3 separate regions of the Mus musculus genome follow, and all the other regions are linked to region 3. A link is a contact called in ENCODE Hi-C or POLR2A ChIA-PET data. All regions are on one chromosome and are shown on one strand. The core of a region is the stretch at or near the end of the contact, and the rest is flanking DNA. Distances in the headings are between cores, read along the strand shown.

Region 1 (2,700 bases), core at 11-2,510, 120 kb after region 3:
AAAAAAAAAAAAAAAAAAAATCTCAGCGCAACAGGTAGCAACAGGGGAAATCTCAGACCCTGCAGGCAGAATCAACTAAAGAACAGCTCTTCCTAGTAGTAAAGAAACAAATGTACAAGAAGGTGGGGGTGGGGTGGGGGGTGGGGACACAGAAAGGCAGAGATCCGGAAACTTTGAAGAGTCTTTCTAACTTAGGGATGTTCAGTTTGAACAAAGACAGGAAAACTGATAGGCCCATCTTTTGGGGTAAATATATCTATTCCATGTTGCTGAACTTGCAGTGCCTGTTCCCAGGCAATGGTCCCTATCCCAGCAGATGCAGTGACTTACAACTTTGCTTCCCTGGGATTTTTTCTTTAAAATTTGAATAAAAATGCTTTAATTGGCAGAGCAAACGAACTGATTCCTGTGTCCCTAGAGAACCTTATGACTGCTACTATGTAACCGCACTTTTCATATTCATAACTGTTTTCTCTTGGTATATTCTCTTGGTATATTTCTCTTTTCTTGGCTGAAAAATGTATGGACTGAGTGAAAAGGAAGGGGAAAGCTTTTGCTATCATGCAGACTACATCATCTCAAGTTTCTCATGGGTGACATTAGACCAGTGGACCTGCCCTGGCTGGGTATCCCTTTATCTCTGTGGCAGGCCTAGGTACCCTTTCTCTAAGGTTCTGTCCATGGTACACTAACTAAATCTGACTTTAAATAAGCAGACTCCAGACTTAGTTTCCAGGGGGAAGTGGGAAAGCTCTTCTTTGGAAAAACCAAGTCTAAATTCTTTTTAAATGCAGTTATCAAGATGAGCGGATGCGGGGCGTGGTGGTGCACACCTTTAATCCTAGCACTTGGTAGACAGAGGCAGGCAGATTTCTGAGTTCGAGGCCAGTCTGGTCTACAAAGTGAGTTCCAGGACAGCCAGGGCTATACAGAGAAACCCTGTCTCGAAAAACAAAACAAAACAAAAAACAAAAAAAAAAAAGAAAAAAAAAAAGAAAAAAGAGTGGATTTCTGCCCGGGCCATGAGAGCTTTGGCTGCAATATGGCATGTGTGCCCCACTTATTAAATTAAGAGTTTACCACCAAGCTCTAATGTGTGTGTGTGTGGGGGGGGGGGGGGTGGGGGGGTTGGGGGGGGGGTGTCTGATCGCTTATCCAATTAGTACCACGGAGCACAGCACGAGCTATCCAATCAGAAGCGCCGATTGGTGAAGCGGACGTTCCTCACCGGCCTTCTCTTACTTGCCAGACTATTGTGGTGATAGAGTTCTGCCAGCTGAGGGAGTCACAGGTATCCGTTCAGGGTCCGTGTTGTGTGGCTGCCAACACCAGGATCATTCCTAAGGCCCCAGCAAGCCTTGGGCTCAGCTATGGTAAGTGTCCTTACGGCCAGCTGTCCAATCAGGAACGCCGGCAGAAAGCGGATATGCCTCACCCGCCATCTTTCTTCCTGGCACGGTCTGGTCAGCTGAGAGGGCAGCGGGTACGGTTAAGCCTCTTTGGCTCCGGGACAGCTGACCTCTGGAGCCTTCTTGAAACTACAAGAGGGCCCGGGAGCAGACGAGGCGAACGTCGGGGCAATGTAAGGGGCGCCGGGTGTTCCCCGGGTAGATGCCTCAGTCCTACATCCTCAGTCCTACATTGCTTTGGGTGCTGCGGGACTCAGGGTTTCTCTGCACTCTAGGTGGCAGGACCCCGGCGGGCAGCCCCATCTCTTGCAGAATCCTGTACTTCTGTCTCCTCAGCGAGACGCCTCCTGTAAAGTACAGGTAGATGGGCATGTTAACACATGACCACTACACCAGCCCATACGACATGATGACGAATTGAAGGCCAGTTAGGACATAGACCCTGTCTCAAAGAGGAAAAAAAAAAAGTAACTTGAAAATATGGTTTATTTACTTCACAAGTCCAGGTTACAGTCTATCGTCTATCGCTGCAGAAAAGAACTCTGCCCAACCATTCTAAAATATAATAAAGTATGCTTTGAGGAGAATAGCAAGTGATGACTAAGCCACCTTACCTGTAGAATGGGCTAGAAGGAAGCCTGGTGATATCCACGAAAGATGTGGGAAAATGACCTGAAAGGCAGTTTGCAGAGCTTCAAAGCTTTCCTTCCTGTATTTGCAAAAGCATGGGTTATTTTGTTCATGTTGTTTATGGTGATATATTTTTGTTTGTTTTATTTTAAGACAAAAAATCTCATTATGTAGCCCAGGCTGGACACAAAGTAACAGTCCTTCCTCAGCCTCCTAAGTGATAAGGTTATAGGAATACATCAACATGCCGTGCCCTTGATACAGAAGAATTTAATGTAGGGGAGGCAGATCAGGGTACTAAATAACCTTGAGGCTGACTAAGGCCACAGTAAATCTCTTTTCACCCTGTTGTGCTTAAATGAGTCAGTGTTTCCCTTCTGCCTACTGATGAGACGACAGAAAGAAATCTCAGTATACGGTTCTAATACTCCAGGTCCACAGAATAGAAAGAAGAGTAGATTTTTCCCCCCTGTATATTCCAAGAAATCTCTCCAGCACTCCTAAAGCCAAGGCAAAATTGTATGGTAGGAGCAGAGGTATCACAGACCCCACAAAGCAGAAAAAGCCCAGGGAAATTGAGGGAGTGAGGCTGCTGCAGTCTTTAACAGTAAAGTCCATGGAAGAAGGGTTACCCTTAAGACCTCACAGATAAAGAGTCACC
Region 2 (2,700 bases), core at 11-2,510, 68 kb after region 3:
TAGTCATTTTCTTTGTATTATTTAATACTTTTTATGCATAGCAGGATATAAAATCAATATACAGTAAGCAATGTCATTTCTCTACTCCAATAAAGACTAGAGTGGAAGGGAAAATCAGAAACAAAATACCATTCATGGTAACGGGAAAAGAATTAGAAATAAAGCCCAGTAAAAGGGTAAAAAGACTTCAGCGATGACAACTTCAAATAGTAAAGAAATAGAATACTCAAGTCCACGAAGTGGCAGAAATAATACTGTTCAAATGAATATTCTACTGAAAATACCAACTCCCCCACACCCCTAAAAGAATGTCATCTGGTAAATACTGATCAAATACTCTTAGTCACAATTTCTTCTATTTGGAGAACCGGCCTCCAGCACACAAGCAAACGATGTAGATTGGCAAGCACCTGATCTACTTTACAGGGCTCACAAAAACGAAGTCTAGGAAAGCTTTTTAAAAACCCGAATTTTGGCTTCAGAAATGGTCAGGGGGAAAAAACCCATCATTGTACTTCTCTACTTTCTCTAAGATTGAAAAATTTGGCCTACTCACAGACGGCACAATTAAATACTCTTTAATCTCATCTTTAAAGGGCAGCGCGCGCGCGCACACACACACACACACACACACACACACACACACACACACACACACACACACACAGAGAGAGAGAGAGAGAGAGAGAGAGAGAGAGAGAGAGAGAGAGAGAGAGAGAGAGAGATTAATAAGTTCTCCCGGCCTAGTGTTCAACTGCAGTACTGTGAAGAATATAATTTACAAAGGCGATGAGAGAAAAGAATCGAAAGCAGCAGAGATATGCCTATAAGGCATACGAGCAACTGCTCACACCACCCAAGTCCCCTTACACCACAGTCTGGACTCCGCGTCACCAACCTGCAGTGCTGCAGTGTCTGCGGAGGCGCAGGTTCCAGGTGAGGACTAACCCCATGAAGATAGGGGCCTGGAACGAAGTAGCTTCCCTAGGACAGAACAGAGCGGGCTCCGGTGCCCGGTCGCCTGCTCTGCGCACAATTCCAGTGTCCCGCTCCAAGGCACACTAGGCTGCACAGCACCAAGGGAACGGCAGGCAACAGCGCCACAGACTGCAGTGTCACAAAGCTTTCACTTACGACTCCAGGAGCCCAAGGCATACTCACCATTTCCTCTTTCATATGCATCCAGGTGTTCTTCCTAATAGGCCTAAATACAGGAGATATAGTCCAGCCCCAACACCACCACAGACCTTCTCAACAACACAGGACTCAAACATGGCGGCAAGGGCGGGACCTTCCGAATGTACCGGTTCGTCATTGGACAGTTCATGAATAGCAGTAACAGCATCCCTGATTGAGGAAAGATAGTGACAGCCTTGAGCTTAAATGCCTTAATTAATAACATTCCTCTTTCCCAGTGCAGTTAGAATAGCGGATTCTTTTGTACGCCAGTTTTTTTGTTTGTTTGTTTGTTTGTTTTCCTTTTGTTTTTTAAGTGGACTAAGCCGGTTCCGACCTGTTTTATAACTTTGCCTTTAAGGGGAACAGGCTACTTTATGCACTTTGTTCTTGTGAACTCTGGGGCCCTCTACTGCTTTGATTACAGTGTCCAAGTTTGCCCTGCACATTTTTGATTCAAGTTCTTAATGGGAAGACCCACAGAATCAAAGATCTGTCCAGAGACAGGAACCAGGAGATCCTACTATGCAAACTCATGACTTTGGAATGAGGTAAAAGTGTTGTAAAGCTCTCTCACACGTTATGTTTCAATTTATTGATTTTGTTTGCTTGTTTTTATTGTTGTTTTGAGGCAGAATCTCTGCTATGTAGCTGTGGCTGTCTAAGTACTCACCATATACACCAGGCTTGTCGCGGATTTACAGTAATCCAACTGCCTTTGCTTCCAGAATGCTGGAATTTAAAGGTGTGGGCCACTATGCACTGCTACTCAACCAATCCATTTTTTTAATCAATAAAATTAGAGCAACAACCAATGAATACAATTATTGAATTACAGAAACACGAAGTTACATAGCAGTAATATTCAACATAGAATTCAAGACATATATAGAGTAACTCTTCAATTCAGACAAAAAATTTCCTTGGCTCAAAATCCAGAGGGATGTCTACATCTACAAATATACACATACATCACAACCGTCAACATCACAGTGACAAACAGCCCTTCTGTAGTGCTGAGGTAGAGACAACTAGGAAGTCTGGGAACTCACAGAGGATGCCTTCTATTGCTTCCTGTGGTGGTGGTGGTGGTGGTGGCAACCTCTTTCAACACCTTCATTTAGGTGCTTCTCAGCCATTCGGTATTCCTCAGGTGAGAATTCTTTGTTTAGCTCTGTACCTCAATTTTTAATAGAGTTATTTGATTTTCTGGAGTCCAACTTCTTGAGCTCTTTACATATATTGGACATTAGCCCCCTATCAGATTTAGGATTGGTAAAGATCTTTTCCCATTCTGTTGGTTACCTTTTTGTCTTATTGACAGTGTCTTTTGCCTTACAGAAGCTTTGCAATTTTATGAGGTCCCCTTCCCCCCACCAGACTCAGAAAATCTGGAGGGGAACTAGAAACCAAGAGAGAAATACCCATCCAACAAAGAAATCCAACAAAAGAAATCCAACAAAAGAAATCCAACAAAAGAAATCCAACAAAAGAAATCCAACAAAGAAATCCAGAAGTCAGCAC
Region 3 (2,700 bases), core at 198-2,697:
GGCACATCTTTCAGGACTTTACTTCCACTCAGCAGCCCCCCAATCACTAAGTTTCCATCACCTCCAAGCAGCATCCGCGGACCATATCTTCAACACACAAGCTTTGGTATTTAACATCAAACCCCAAACTAAAAATTAAGTCATTTTATCCAGCTATACCGTTCTAGATATACACGAAGAGAGTAAATGTCACCATGTAACTAAGATTCCTGCACACATATTTATTGCAGCATTGAGCATCCAAGTGATGGAGTCACCCAAGGAGCCTAGCAGTGGAGGAACAAATGGATAGAATATATGTGGTATTTATGAAAGTGAAGTATTATTCATCCACAAAAGAATGTTGTTTGCAAAAAAAAAAAAAAAAAAAAAAACACGGAACTGGAGATCATCATGTTAGGGAAATGAGCCAGGCTCAAATCAACAGATATTACATGTTTGCTTTTATATGATGAGCCTAAGTAGGCAAAATGAAAGTAGAAGGATGTTTATTAAGGCAGAGGGATTTTTAAAAAGCCAATCAGAGTGAACATAATCAAAGTTATTTCACAGAGGAATTTAAACAGAAATCAGTTTTGGTTTGCTATCATGGCTTTTCCCAGCTTACTCTGATTGAAGAGCAAAGGATTTATTCAAAAGTGACGTTATGACACTATTTGTATGTCGGAAAAAAAAAATACCAGGAAGAGCCCGCTGAGCCCAAGAGGCTGTGAATGGGGCTGGAGAGTTGGTGGATAAGGGCGCATGATAAACACCTAGGACTGGAGTTCAGATTCCAGCACTCACGTTAGAGATCCCCTGCACATTTCTGAATCACTATCTATGAGGACGGCTCAAATAAGAGGATCGCTGTGGCTAGCTGGCTTCCATTATTAGCCAAGGAAACCCGAGCCCCAGGTAAAGTGATGAGTGAAACAAACAAACAAACAAACAAACAAACCCTGCCTCAATGGAAAAGCGAGTGGACTTCTGCCGTCTTCCGGCCTCAGTGAGCACTCGCGCACACACGGATTCATCCACGTAGACACATAAAACTAACAAATCTTTCAGAAGCCCTGGACCTGTGTGTGGTGTAGACGGGAGAATTCTGACTATATAGCTCTGGCTGACTCGAAACTCAATAACGTAGACAAAGCTAGCGTGGAACTGGTATTAAAAAGTGCACCACCACTCCCGGGCTGGAAGGTGTTCTGAAATGTGATAACCCTCCAGGATGAAATCACATTTATTTCGGAGAAAAGGTATGAGCTTGGACAGGGCAGTTGTTGCAATCTGTACTTACAGACCCATTTCGGTGGTAAGCGTTGCTGAACCTGATAACTCAGTTCTAAGGAGTTGGGTCCGGAATAATTCACGAACCAGGGTGACTGTTACTCCCCTGAGCTATCCAATAAGAAGCACGGATAGTGGAGGGTGGCTCCCTTGCCGCCATATTTGAGTTCCGGGTAGCTGGAGGGAGGAGAGTTGTGCTTGAGCTTCCCGGTGCCTGTTCTGCCGACTGCCGCTCAGTAGGAAGAACGCCTGGATGCATCAGAAGCAGGAAATGGTGAGTGTGCCCTGGACTCTTGGAAGGTGGGCGGAGGGTTCTGACACTGCCACGGCTTTGCTGTAAGGTGGCGCCGGCTCCCCGACGTGTGCAGCAATTTGAGATGGACTTTGGGAGTGCCGTCAACCCGGGTGCACTTGAGTTGTATGCTCTGTTAGCGGAGTCCCGTCCTGTCCCTTCCCTGTGAAGCTGCTTCGTCCCTAGTTTCTAGTCCTCCCATGACGAGCCTGCGCCGCGAACCCGAGCCTCCGCTGACATTGCAGCTGCCAAGTTGGTGACGCCGCGTCCAGACTGCGGTGAAGGCACGTGGGTGGTGTGCACTGTTTTGCACTTTTTCATTTCCTTGTTCCCTGCTTTAGTTTTACACTGTGGTCATCCTGAAGAGAGGCTCGTGCTCGTGTGTTCTCTCTCTCTCTCTCTCTCTCTCTCTCTCTCTCTCTCTCTCTCTCTCTCTCTCGGCTTCTTTTTTAAAGTACTAGGGATGGAACCTCAGGTCTCATGCTAAGCGAACGCTTTACCATAGACCTGTAGACCTGTATCTCCATCCCTCATCCTGAGTTCACAGCTGGATTTGTTAGCTGTGATAGGCAAAATTCCCTATTTGTATGTACTGATTAATTAAGCTGATCATTTCTGAAGTAAAGGTTAGATTTTGGAGACCTTTTCCAAAGGAAAGTCTCGATAGCAGTGAAAAAGCCCAGGGCAGGGAGGGATTGTGTTGTTCTGTCCGTTTATACGGGATTTCACTGGGTACCATTGGCTGGTCTGGAAAGAGTTATGTAGACCAAACTAGTCTGGAACTCTAGATCCTCCACAGTGCTACGTGTGTTTCTGCTCATATGGGAGGGTATTCTGGGACTTGGAAGCCCAGGAGCCATACATACAGCTCTGAAGGGAAAAGGTGTCCCAATGAGGACATCCTCAAACACGGGAGCCCAGGAACCACACAGCTCTGAGAGGAAGCCTCCTCAGCAGTTCCCAGAGGAGGGTATCCCCAGCTGAGCTGAGGAGTTTAGGAGCTTACAGGCTTCAGCTGCCCTTTCTCTTCTCTTCTTTGCTTCTTTTCTTCTTAGCTTCTTCTGATGAGAGCCACTCCAGGCAGTAGATCTTATAAAGGAGACTTATTGGAGAGAAAAATGGAGAGGGATGGCTGC

The links. A loop is a pair of places that touch in the nucleus more often than their neighbours do. ChIA-PET counts read pairs that join two places held with the same protein, here RNA polymerase II (POLR2A).
Region 1: a loop to region 3 is called in a map of gastrocnemius, with 2.5 times the contacts of the local background. The contact joins the promoter of Zfp563 here to the promoter of Zfp472 in region 3. A Hi-C loop is called at or near these places in 1 of 37 maps with a recorded cell type or tissue (gastrocnemius). POLR2A ChIA-PET finds 5 or more read pairs at or near these places in 1 of 5 experiments (Patski).
Region 2: a map of heart shows a loop between it and region 3 (5-fold over the local background). The contact joins the promoter of Zfp763 here to the promoter of Zfp472 in region 3. A Hi-C loop is called at or near these places in 1 of 37 maps with a recorded cell type or tissue (heart). POLR2A ChIA-PET finds 5 or more read pairs at or near these places in 2 of 5 experiments (Patski and embryonic stem cell).

What each region holds. Positions count from the first base shown.
Region 1 is chr17:33,088,107-33,090,806 of GRCm38, forward strand. It overlaps Zfp563 (zinc finger protein 563), which reads left to right and starts at 1,261. Exons shown (of 4, transcript NM_001024950.2): 1 at 1,261-1,373. The coding sequence starts at 1,371.
Region 2 is chr17:33,032,121-33,034,820 of GRCm38, forward strand. Zfp763 (zinc finger protein 763) reads right to left here and starts at 1,261. Exons shown (of 4, transcript NM_028543.3): 1 at 1,162-1,261. The coding sequence starts at 1,182.
Region 3 is chr17:32,964,384-32,967,083 of GRCm38, forward strand. Zfp472 (zinc finger protein 472) reads left to right here and starts at 1,448. Exons shown (of 4, transcript NM_153063.3): 1 at 1,448-1,546. The coding sequence starts at 1,526. It also overlaps the pseudogene Cyp4f41-ps.